Linked DNA regions of Homo sapiens: region 2 is linked to region 1. The links are chromatin contacts, found by Hi-C or POLR2A ChIA-PET in ENCODE. All regions are on one chromosome and are shown on one strand. The core of a region is the stretch at or near the end of the contact, and the rest is flanking DNA. Distances in the headings are between cores, read along the strand shown. Region 1 overlaps KIAA1549L (KIAA1549 like). Region 2 has its middle 13 kb from the start of C11orf91.

Evidence for each region. Hi-C counts contacts between places; a loop is a spot of excess contacts on that map. ChIA-PET counts read pairs that join two places held with the same protein, here RNA polymerase II (POLR2A). Pooled maps may share reads with other maps.
Region 2: a loop to region 1 is called in a map of PC-9, with 14 times the contacts of the local background. The contact joins two enhancer-like sites. A Hi-C loop is called at or near these places in 7 of 168 maps with a recorded cell type or tissue (HCT116, MCF 10A, PC-9 and 3 more) and 9 of 50 pooled maps. POLR2A ChIA-PET finds 5 or more read pairs at or near these places in 9 of 52 experiments (A549, BJ, HCT116 and 6 more).

The regions. Positions count from the first base shown.
Region 1 is chr11:33,629,985-33,636,270 of GRCh38, reverse strand. The region is part of intron 16 of KIAA1549L (KIAA1549 like); the gene reads right to left. Among named protein-coding and RNA genes, the nearest start is that of C11orf91, 68 kb to the left of the region's middle. Within about 2 kb of position 2,795, at least 4 of the 41 ENCODE cell types and tissues checked have a DNase peak (open chromatin) inside an H3K27ac peak, as active enhancers do; they include PC-9 and mammary epithelial cell, where a contact is called at or near this core.
Region 2 is chr11:33,685,088-33,691,373 of GRCh38, reverse strand. No RefSeq gene overlaps it. Among named protein-coding and RNA genes, the nearest start is that of C11orf91, 13 kb to the left of the region's middle. RefSeq lists an enhancer at 48-1,247. Within about 2 kb of position 3,598, at least 3 of the 41 ENCODE cell types and tissues checked have a DNase peak (open chromatin) inside an H3K27ac peak, as active enhancers do; they include PC-9 and mammary epithelial cell, where a contact is called at or near this core.

The sequences.
Region 1 (6,286 bases), core at 1,546-4,045:
CCTATTAAAGGAAGCACTAGAGGGCTTTTCTTTGTCATAACCAAATTGCGTTACCACTCTCACCCTTTGGAGCCACCATTAAGTAAAATAAGGGTTACCTGAACACAAGCACTGGCATGCTGCGACAGTGGTTGTCTGAATAACCACTGTGTGACTAAGTGACTGACAGCTGGGTAGCATAGACATTATCCTTGTTGACCAGGATAAGCTGGACAAAGGCAAGATTCATGTCCTGGGTGGGATGGAGTGGGATGGCGTCAGACTTCATTACACTACTCAGAATGGCACACAATTTAAAACGTATAAATTATCTTTGGAATTTCCCATTTAATATTTTCAGATCATAGTTGACCGTAAGTAGCTGAAACCATGGATAAGTGGTGACTACTGGATAAGCCCCATGAGGGCAGGGATATTGTCATATTTTCTGCCGTATCCCAGAATGGCATGTGGTAGAACATTAATAAATACTCACTGAATAAATGAGTGTTAAAAGTCTGGAGAATTCCTACTCAAAAGTCTTCAACAGTAAAAGACATTTCCATTTGTCTAAAATGAATGAAACAGTTTTGTCTAAAATGAATGAAACAGTTTTATCTAGAATGGGCTTAACGAAGAGGGATAAAGGGCTCTTGAGGCCACTTATTCTAGAATTTCTTGAGTTAGGCGCCCCGAAGTGAACAGGGGTTTTACAAGCCCACACTTTCCAGGACACACAAGTGGGTGTAACATCACTTTACCTCACCTTGTTACTTCATTTCTGGAGCATAGGAATTTGAAGCCTCTCTCCAAACCCTGCCCCAAAGCCCAGATTTTCAGCTCAGTGTCAATCGCAGCTCCATCCTGCACGAACAGATTCTGAACAAATTATGCAACTTCGTGGCAAGGGCCCAGAGACCGAGTGGGGGTTTCAGCAAGATAAATTCCTGGGCCATCTGGCCATGATGAAATTTATCTGGCTCCATGTCCATTTTTATTTTCCACCAATCGGAGTCTTTTGGGCCACACAAAACAGTGCCACTTCTCTCCATTTAATGCCTCCTCTGCCCACTGCAAGTGCTGCCTGTTACTGAGGAAGGAGAGACATATTTAGAAAGTTGCTTCTGGAAACCACATTTCAGGAAGTTCTCACTTCACCAGGTGGGAAGAAGACCATGATGGTACAGGAGCAGAGAGACCTTTGGCAGCAGTTTCCCATAAGCCTGCATCCTGGAAGCTTCTCTAATAATAAAGTGAGATTGGTTCCCCTCAGAACAGGCAGTGGGGTTCAAAATAATGGCTTGGTCACTTTTCTGCAAAGGCGTGCAAATGGAATTAAAAAAAATTTTTTCAGCAAAATTTCAAATTTCATTCTGATGGCCCTTCCAAAGGATGATCTACGATCACTCCAGGGCTATGAGGATGTGAGGACAGCATGCTGTTTCTGTGTTTCAGTTCAGTAGAAAAGACATATAAAGGGTCTCTCATAGACTTCTAAGGAAATAGGGACATCCTCTTTCAGAGAGGACCTTTCAGAGAGTGACTCATAATCAGAGTCTCCACTGAGACTATGAAGATGGGACAGACAAGGATAAAAGAAGGTGCTCCAATGCTCTCAGCATTACTCACTGCCCCTAAAGCAAAACATCTTCCCCGTGTAACAGAAGTCTTAGGTGCCAGCTCAACTTCCCGTCTTTCTCCCCCCATAACTTGTTGCTCTCTAAGGAGCAGGGGAAATTCAATTACTGAGCAGCCCACAAGATCCATTTGCCTTGAGTTGCAACCACTGTCCCACCCTGTGTTTGCAAAAACATTACCTTAAAGGTCATCTCTGGAAGTGTGGCCTTGTACTACGGCCCATCTCTTGTCCAGTCATGCTGGAGAAAGGCACCCTTGGAGGAATGCAGTCCTCTCTTTGGTGTGTGACACAATTCAGAGCAGTAAGCGCAGGCCGGGCGTGGTGGTTCAAACCTGTAATCCCAGCACTTTGGGAGGCCGAGGTGGGTGGATCACTTGAGGTCAGGAGTTCCAGATAAGCCTGCCCAACCTGGTGAAACCCTGCCTCTCTTAAAAATACAAAAATTAGCTGGGCATGGTGGTGCATGCTTGTAATCCCAGCTACTCAGGAGGCTAAGGCAGGAGAATTGCTTGAACCCGGGAGGCAGAAGTTGCAGTGAGCTGAGATCATGCCACTGCACTCCAGCCTGGGCGACAGAATGAGACTCTGTCTCAAAACAACAACAACAACAACAAAAACAGAGTAGTAACTGCTAGAAAAGAAACAGGAAAAGGGGAGTATCGCCCTCTCCCTCCTGGGGAGTTATAATAGCTAATGTTCACCGCCTGTTTTCTACATGCTTTGTCTGCATTAGCTCATTTAATTTCCACAACATCCTCATAAAGTAGGTACCACTGGTATCCCCATTTTACAGATGAGAACACTAAAGCGCAGATAGGAAGGTAACTGGCCTAACTTCACGTAGCTTGTAAGTAGCCTAGCTCCAGAGGCTATGAGCACAGCCCCTACACTGTACTACCTGTGAACTTCAAGAACAATATATAAACCACAGTCATAATTAAAAACACCTCTTCAAAAGGAATCCACCCGAAAGTAAACATATCAGAATGGCTTTCTCTCTTGGAAAGCTAATTCGCGTTTTGCTTTCTAGGTGAGTCATCACCTGCTTTTTTTCATCTTAGCTGAGCTGGCACTGCAGGGAGCGAGGACACTGGGAGGATCTCTCCCGTGAGTTAGCACTATTCCATCACAAACAGGCTCTCCCCGCCATCCACTCAAGTCTGCCCTTTCACCTCTTCAGCTCTTGAAAAAACCAGACGGATGCACAAAATCCCTCTGTCACTCTATCTGTGTCTAAAACATGAACCTCTGACTGTAGCCTGGACTTCCCGAGCTCACAGTGAATAGCAGTCGTTACACAACACCACGCTGATCTTTCCCTTCAGAATGGGCCAACCAAAGATGACAAGAGGGCTGGGCGCAGTGACTCACACCTGTAAAAATCCCAGGACTTTGGGAGAAAGAGGCGGGCAGATCACCTGAGGTCAGGAGTTCAAGACCAGCCTGGCCAACATGGTGAAACCCTGTCTCTACTAAAAATACAAAAAAAAAAAAAAAAAAAAAAAAAAAAAAAGCTGGGCATGGTGGTGGGCACCTGTCATCCCAGTTACTTGGGAGGCTGAGACAGGAGAATCGCCTGAACCCAGGAGGTGGAGGTTGCAGTGAGCTGAGACCACACCATTGCACTCCAGCCTGGGCAACAAGAATGAAACTCTGTCTCAAAAACAAACAACAACGACAAAAAACACAAAGATGACAACAGGCTGAAACTGGAGGGAAGAGTGACGTGGAGGAGACTGTTGGGTGTGTTCCTTAAAATGCCCAACACAGTGCTCATGTTTATAATCCCAGCACTCTGGGAGGCTGAGGTGGGAAAATTGCTCAAAGCCAGGAGTTCTAGGCCAGCCTCTATGGGCAACATAGGGAGACCCCATTTCTACAAAAATAAATAAATAAATAAATAAAAATTAAAAATTAACCAGGTATGGTAGTAGTAGTTCTAGCTACTTGGGAGGCTGAGGAGGGAGGCTCGCCTGAGCCAAGGAGGTTGGGGCTGCAGTGAGCTGTGATTATGTCACTGTACTCCAGCCTGGGCAACAGAGCAAGATCTGTCTCTCTAAATAAAAAAGTCCAACTACAAGTGTTCCTCAAGCAGCAGGTACTGTAGCAGGCACTGTGATGGCCTCAGCATCCATCTCCTTCTCTCCCTGTGTTTCAGCCAGGGGGGCTAGCTGGGACTAAGCTGCCCCAGCTCCATCGATGGGGCCTGACCAAGTTAAATTAATCAGTGTAATCTCCCCGCATTCACTGCTACAGTGATTCATGAAGGGCTGGACACTTGGCATATGATGGCTCAGTCAGAGTAAAACCCATAAACCTTGTCTTGAGGTTGGGAAAAGAGAATTCCCTCTTGCACTGGTCCATACAGGATGTAGATATGAGGCCTGGGATTTCTTACCAGAGTCCACCTGTGGATACAGCCAACACACAAGGGAACACAGACCTGTGTATAATGCAGAGGAACAGACTGGGGCCCCAACCAAACCATGCCTGGATTTACCGTAAACAATTCACCCTGTTCATGTTTTAAGATCGTTTAAGTTGGAGTTTCTGTTGCTTTTGCCAAAGGATTTTAGTGGATAACCACCATTCACAGTGAACTCCAAATGGCAATGGACATCAGCCTATGGTTTTGATATTCCGTCAAATCTAATGTGTATTTGGCTCAGAGCTAGAAACGTGACCCATTTTTTCAAGTCTCAGCTCAGGAGTCACCTCTTCTGTTTGACACACTTGTTTGTTCATTTGCCCAACAAATAGAGACACCGCATCTACTGTGTGCCAGTTACTATTCCGAGTGCTGTGGTTTCAAGGATAAATAAAACATGACTCCTGTCCTCGAGGAGTTGCATGGGGAAATAACACAAGTGAACTAACTAATGGAAGTTGGAGGTGAAGGCTTTGATTGGGGTATCAGGGGCTACTGGAACACAAAGGAGGGGCCCATAGGCATAGGGGCCAGGAAAAGGTGCTGGGGAAGGTCATGTTTAAACCAAGTTCCAAAAGCATTGCTTAGGTCAGTAGTTCTCAGCCAGGAGCAGGTTTGACCACCAGGGGACATCTGCAATGCCTGGAGACGTATTTTGGTTGTCACAACTGGGAGGGGCTTCTGGCACCTCAGGCATAGGTAGAGACCACGGATGCTGCTAAAAACCCTGTAACGTACAGGACAGCGCACCATATGAAGAAACTCTACAGCCCTAAGTGTTAACAGCGAGGAGGCTGAGCAGCCTGGGCCTGGATGAAGCAGGTGGGAAGGGAGATTCCAGGCGGAGTGATGCATGCATGCAAAAACCCGGAGATGAGAAACCACAGGACAAGTTTGGGGAAGGTGTTCAGGCTGGAGCCAAGGGGGTGGTTGAAGGAGTAACACGCGTCAGCTAGAAGGGCACATCTGGGCCAGCCAGAGCAGAAAAGTGCTGAGCTGGGAGCTTAGAGTCTGAGTTTTATCTCCAAAGCTATGGGGAGCTCCTGGAGGATTTTGAACAAGAGTGTGTGTTTTAGAAGGATGTCCCTGGCAGCTGTCTGGCAGCTTCAGCAGTGGTGAGTAATGGAGACAGTACTGGGCAGTGGCTGTGGGACAGACAGGAAGGAACAAACCCTCAGGAGCACTTCCTCTTCCCATCCAAGTTCATTGCCACAGTACGTTGCACGTGCCTCCACCTCTCTCCTCCACTAGTAATTACCTGGCCATGCACGAAAATTAATACATCTTTCCCTTCTCCACAGAGCCTCACACGGGTTGATACAGTGGAATCTCATACAAAGCTTAGATGCTAATGCTAATGCCAGCCAGCAGAGTAGGTAAAAATCATGTAGAGAAAAGCCCTTGAAAATCTCTTAAATCGGGAGGAGCCAAGATGGCCAAATAGGAACAGCTCCGGTCTACAGCTCCCAGCGTGAGCGACGCAGAAGATGGGTGATTTCTGCATTTCTATCTGAGGTACCGGGTTCATCTCACTAGGGAGTGCCAGACAGTGGGCGCAGGTCACTGGGTGCACGCACCATGCATGAGCCGAAGCAGGGCGAGGCATTGCCTCACTCGGGAAGCGCAAAGGGTCAGGGAGTTCCCTTTCCTAGTCAAAGAAAGGGGTGACAAACGGCACCTGGAAAATCGGGTCACTCCCACCCGAATACTGCGCTTTTCCGACAGGCTTAAAAAATGGCGCACCAGGAGATTATATCCCGCACCTGGCTCGGAGGGGCCTACGCCCACGGAGTCTCGCTGATTGCTAGCACAGCAGTCTGAGATCAAACTGCAAGGTGGCAGCGAGGCTGGGGGAGGGGCGCCCGCCATTGCCCAGGCTTGCTTAGGTAAACAAAGCAGCCGGGAAGCTCGAACTGGGTGGAGCCCACCACAGCTCAAGGAGGCCTGCCTGCCTCTGCAGGCTCCACCTCTGGGGGCAGGGCACAGACAAACAAAAAGACAGCAGTAACCTCTGCAGACTTAAATGTCCCGGTCTGACAGCTTTGAAGAGAGCTGTGGTCCTCCCAGCATGCAGCTGGAGATCTGAGAACGGGCAGACTGCCTCCTCAAGTGGGTCCCTGACCCCTGAGCAGCCTAAGTGGGAGGCACCCCCCAGCAGAGGCAGACTGACACCTCACACGGTCCAGTACTCCAACAGACCTGCAGCTGAGCGTCCTGTCTGTTAGAAGGAAAACTAACAA
Region 2 (6,286 bases), core at 2,349-4,848, 54 kb before region 1:
GTGCCAAAGCGGTCAGGCAGGGTTCAGTGGAAGTCAGCTGGGAACAGAAGGAAGAGACATTTAATTACTGCTTTACGGCTTTTGTTCTCACTGGAGGTAAATACCTTGTTGGTGCCTCAGGGAATATTGGCCTTTTCCTTTGAACTCTGTCCTGATTCTGACATTAACCAGATCTGCGACCTTGGGAAAGTTACCCAGCCTCTCACAGCCTCTTTCCACATCAGGCAAATGGAGACGCTGCTTTCACAGGATGGGGGCTGGGAGTGGGGACAACAACAAAAAATGACAGATGTGAAACTGCCCCAAACTGGGAATCATTTTAATATTATTTTCCTGTTTGTGTAGTACACAGCCCTCATTGTTGAGTCACTGGTGCTGGAAGTGGTGGTGGCCACGAGATGTGAGCTGGAGGGAGGCCCAGTCCACAGGGAGGGAGAAGCATTCAATGCGCAGGCCCTGGAGCTCAGCCCCATAAGCAGCGACAAAGGGGGTGAATATGGCTGGGAAGCAGTTTGGGGAAGAGGGGTTTGTTTTCTAGAGGGAGCCAACCACATTCCTCCCAGGCAGTATCACATGGCCCACACCCAACAGACAAGGCCAAGGGCATGGCCTCTCTGTAGGCAGTCCCCAAAAGGAAGGGTGGATGGTCACCACCCAATCCTGTCATTCTGTCCACACCAGCGCATGAGCATATCCGAGAACATATCTGTGCCGAGCTGCCATGAAAGTGACTAAATAGTAATAACTTGCATTTGTCAGACTTCCCACCTAGCAGAAGTTTTGTGATTCATGAGGACATCCTGTTTCTGAGTAAGGAATCTTATCGTGATTTCCTTAAACTGTTGACATAGTGGTTAATGCATGCCTGACATGGAAAAGGATGCTGATTTGCTTCTGAATCATGAAGTTTTGCTGATTTGTTTCTGAATCATGAAACTTTGCTGTCTTGCCCGTAGACATTTTAGCCTGTAGGTTGTCATCTGTAGCCAGTGACTAATCTCTCTATTATACCTTCCAATAACAAAAAGACAACTCTTTGTATGAAGAGTCCTCCTCCCCTCTTCTAAACCTTCCCATAAAAGCTTTCTAACTTGTAACAGACTCTAGGACACTCCCAGCTTTGTTGGTGTGTCTTCCTGGGTCGATCCTCACATTTGGCTTCCAATAAACATTTATCAAGTTATTTCTGGTGAAACAGCTGTAATTTCAATCGACAATAGGAATCCAGAAAATCTATGATGCAAAGCTGAAGTATCACCTATTCCAGGTGCTCTTTGGTTTTGGGGGGAAACAGGCCACTCAAACTGACTTACTTGAGTAAAGAGAGTGACTGGCAATGGGCTTCTTGGATCACAAGCAATAGAAACTAAACTAAGGGAAATTTAAAAAGGCATCATCTGAACAAGGAAAGCAAAGGAATGAGGTGCTGCCACTGGACAACTCAGCTCCAACTACCAGTTCTTAGAAAATGTGATTGGCCCAGCTCGGGCTACGTTTCCATCTCTGTCCATGTTGCGGAGGAGGTGGCCAGGGTCCTGTGGTTGCATCCCCACCAGAACCACTTGGAACTGTGGAGCAGCTGCTTCCCAAAAGAAGGACCCTGGCTGCCAAAGATACATGGCTCCCTCATGGGCCTCGCGCAATTGGCACCAGGGCCTGGAAGCCACCAGGAGCCCAGGCAGCTCCCCTCCCATCTCTTTTTCACTGCATCCTCCTGCCTTTTGCAGTCAGCTTCCTTCCAACTTGGCTCCCAGGGAACTCACAAGAGTGGCATCAGGCTCCAAGTACACATGATCGCGAGCAGGCTGCTCTCCGTCTCTCATATTTTCTCCCCAAGAAATGGTAGTTGGAGCTGAGTTGTCCAGTGGCAACACCTCATTCCTTTCCTTCTAAATGTTCGGACGACACCTTTCTTAGTTTCCCTTAGTTTAGTTTCTGTTGCTCATTATCAAAGACACCCATTGCCAGTCACTCTCTTTACTTAAGCCAGGAGGAATGGCAGGGTGTGGCTAAGTATGCCCAGTTTATTCTTCCCCAAATTATGAATCACAAGTCCCCATCCATCACTGGGCATTGGGCGGGTAAAGAGGCAGGAAGAGGCCAGGACTCCCGTACTGCTCTTGGAAGGAAGCTGAAGGGAAGTGCTCCTCTCCCAACAGCATGGATGTCACTTCCTCCAGGAAGCCTTCCCTGATTCCAGTCCCCAGTCTGGGCTATGTGTCCCTTCTCTGAGCTCCCTTTGTACTCTGGGCATCCCCTTTCCTGGGACTTACTACCTGGATTATAATAGCCCATCAGTATGTCTCCCTAGCTCGACTGCGATCTTCTTAAGGGTAGGGCCTGTGTTGTCATCATCGTCATCCTGAGCACACGGTTTTGCACAAAGTGGACACTCCATGTGCTTAAGGAGCACGTTGCTGGCTGCGGATAGAGGGGAAAATGCAGTCTCAGCCTTGTGGTTTGACTTATGGTGGAAACGTCAATTGCATAAAATGATAAGAAAGGATGATCTAGATGCAATATCCTGGGACTCATCTGGGCCAAGTGCCTTTATGACAGGCTTGGGGATGGGGTCAAGATGTACCTTGAGTTCTTTACCAAGATTCAGAGACAGGCCTAAGACAGCTCTTTTTATCTGAGAAGTGGTATATAATTGCTGGATCTGGGGTCATACTGCCTGGGTTGAAATCCCAGCACACACCAGCTGTGTGACTTTGGACAAACTGCTTAACCTTTGTGTCTTTGTTTCGTCATTTATAAAATGAGGAGATTATATAGTACCCCCACTTCATAGGTTGCTATAAGGTTGAAGTAAGTTAATATGTATGAAGTACTCAGAACAATGCATAGTCCAAAGCCAGTACTCAATAGATGTTAATTATTCCATCTACTCATTCACAGAGTCAGCCAGGATTATCACTGTCATTTCAGAGTTTACCTGAATCCAGTACAAACATTCTGTAACTCTGAAAACAATGCATATAAACTAAGCCTGCATTCATTTACTCCTTTGTTTACTCATTTATTCATCCAATTGTTCTTTCAAAAAAAAAATAGATTCTTAACTCTCTAGGCCCTTTTTCTCATCTGGAAAAGGCGCACAATAATTCCCCCAGCCTGGGGTTGTTGCCAGTTACCTGAGATATGTATGTAAACTGCTCAGCTCATGATGTGACAAACAGCTAATGCTCACCATCATCTTTGCCTCTTTGGGTTCACTGGGCAATTTGCAACAAGGTTTCTGGTCATTAACACAAAATCCCCACATTTCTCTTATAGTGGGATCCACCAGGTGGCAGCATGGATTTAGACATGGGATGAAACGGTCTCCCCTTTCTAGTCCTCTCACATCCAGGGCTGACATTTATTAGCCTGTTCATTATAACCTAGGGAAAAATCCAATTTAGAAACCTTTTGGGAGGAGGAGACACTACAGCCATTGAAGGCTTTCATTGCAAAAATAAACAGGCACAGCACCTGGCCTTTCCCAGAGGCCTGCAGGTGGCTGTCTGCTGAGAGCCACATCTTACTCACCCAGGGAAAATCTGCTCTTTGTAGAACTGGTTTCAAGATGAAAAGTTCAGTTCACATGAACAAGAGAAGCTGGGCTGAACTCATTGACTCTTACTATGTGTATTGGTCTGCTTGGGCTGCTGTAACCAAATGCCACAGACTGGGTGGCTTAAAAAACAGACATTCATTTCTCACTGTTCTGGAAGCCGGGAAGTCCAAGATTAACCTGCTGGCTGATTTGGTTCCTGTTGAGGACTCTTTCTGGCTTGGAGATGGCTACCTTCTTCATGAGTCCTCATATGGCAAAGAGAGAGCTCTGGTGTCTCTTTCTCTTCTTATAAGGGCACTAATCCCATGATGAAGGCCCCACCCTCATGACCTCATTTAAACATAATTCTCTGTCTAAGGTTTCTGTCTCCAAATCCCATCACTTTGGGGGTTAGGGCTTCAATATATGAATTTAGCGGGGGACACAATTCAGTTCATAGCATTATCTACAATGTATTTCTAGTTTTTGTGTACTCTTCTGTTTGTCTACCTAGTTCCTATTATTCAGACATATATCTATTTATATAGACTATTGTTTATCTTTTTATTGTCTGTCGTTATTACTAGCCATTAATGTTGGGATGATCTTAGCACTGTCCAATAGAACTTTCTGAAATGGCAGAAATGTTCTATATCAGTGCCATTTACTATGGTGACCATCAGACACATGTAGCTATTGAGTTTTTAACATGTGGCTAGTGCAACTGGGAAAGTGAATTTTAAACTTTATTTCACTTTAGTTATTTAAATTTAACTTGAAATAGGCACGTGGCTATTGGTAACTACCATAGTGGACAGCTCAGATCTGAATAGAAGAATATATCTGCAGTTTCCCCTCTTAATTGATTAGATTGTGTTGAGTCTGGGAAGAGGTAATATTTGGGATTTCATGCAGGCTTGATTTCCAGAGTTAACTGTTGTGGGGGCAGGCAAAATGGCACATCTTTATAAATGAAGAAATAGGCTCAGGGAAATGAAGTCACTGCTGAAGCTGACACAGGGGGTCAATGGCTGAGCCTATTCCCTCCCTGCAAGGCTCCAGCTGGCAGCTTCTTCTTCTGTGCAGTCCTCCAGGAATCCAGGTCCCTTCTTCTCTCTCTTGGAGGTGACTTAGGAAGAGTCACTGGACAATCAGAATAGGCCCACTTGTCCAGTGTGTGGCATGTGAGTATGCGTGTTTGGGTGTATGCATGCGTGTATATGAGCAGGCTCTTGGCAGAGATTGTGTAACCTGCTACACAGAAACAAGGATGATGTGCAAATATGAATTGTCCACTGCGCCCTCCCCAATCCAGTCCATAATAACTGTTTATTTTAGGTGCATTTCAGGGACTGATGTCATTTTATAGTCTGTTTAATGCAACCATTCTAACGGGCCCGTTAGAGCACTGGAAAAGATGTGGTGGTGTCTGAGCACAGGAGAGTCCAGTCAGGGGGTTAGAGACACCCTTGGAGCTTCTCCCAAGCCCTGCCAGCTAGCAATTGCCAGCTACTGAGGAATTGCCAAGTGCCAGGCCCTGGGCTCAGCACCCTACATACAGCATCTCATCAATATTTACATCCCAACACATGAGGAAAATGGCCCCAGCCCCCATTTTATAGAGGCATCGAGAGGCATCTAGCTAGGATGTGGCTGAGCCACTCCAAAGCCTGAAGTCTTAAACTCTTAGCTCTTTTCTTCAGTGACTGGCTTCAAACTATTATATTTTCCCTGTTGTCCTTTAGCCCACAGCAGCCAGCTGATATGGAGAATGTTTGTGTGGGCAAACGTCTTAATTGCCAAGGGTATGGACTCCAGAGTGGGGACGGGCAAGTTCCCTCCTGATTTCATCACATGCAAATCATGCACATGCATCACTTTAACGACACTGTCCTTGAGCTGGTACAGGAGGAGACTTATGGATTTTCCCCAAATATAATCTTATTTTCCATGAGCTTACCATATGATTCTAGGAGTGAGTTCCATGTCATTTTTTTTTTTTTTTTTTGATAGAGTCTTGCTCCGTGGCCCAGACTACAGTGCAGTGATGCTATCATAGCTCACTGTAGCCTCAGACTCCTGGGCTCAAGTGATCCTCCCTTCTGAATAGCCAGGACTACAGCCACATACCACCATGCCTGGCTGTTGCAATTATTTTTTTTTTTATAGAGACAGGATCTCACTATGCTGCCCAGGTTGGTCTTGAACTACTGGCCTCAAGTGATCCTCCTGGCTTGGCCTCCCAAAGTGTTGGGATTACAGGTGTGAGCCACCATGCCCAGCCAGAATTCCATGCCACTCTTACAGAGCTGACCGTTCTTGCTGCCAGATCTTTAACCCACCAAGCCCAGATCTTTTCCAGGGTTGCTGGGACCAGGGTATTATACTCCTGGTGAGCTGGTTACTCAGAATGATTCCTAGGCATGATGAGGCTGTAACCAAAAGAGCATGTGGAATCTGCAGCACAGCTCCAGCTGGTTCCAGCTTGTCTCATCATGGCCGGATGATGAAGGGCTCTTCCTTTCACAGCACCATTCATCTCTCCCTAGGTGTCCTGAGCCCACTGTGCTGGAGGCTGTTGAAAAGGGAGGTTGTCCATAGCAGATGAGTCGGATGAGGCTGAGTAGAGGAGTCACTCCTTCTGGGTGATCAATGGGTGATGCATTGGCTGTGGTGAGAAAGTGAGTTCTAGTCCTGCTTAATCTCTGACGAGGGGAGCAACATTGTGTACAAGTATTCAAACAG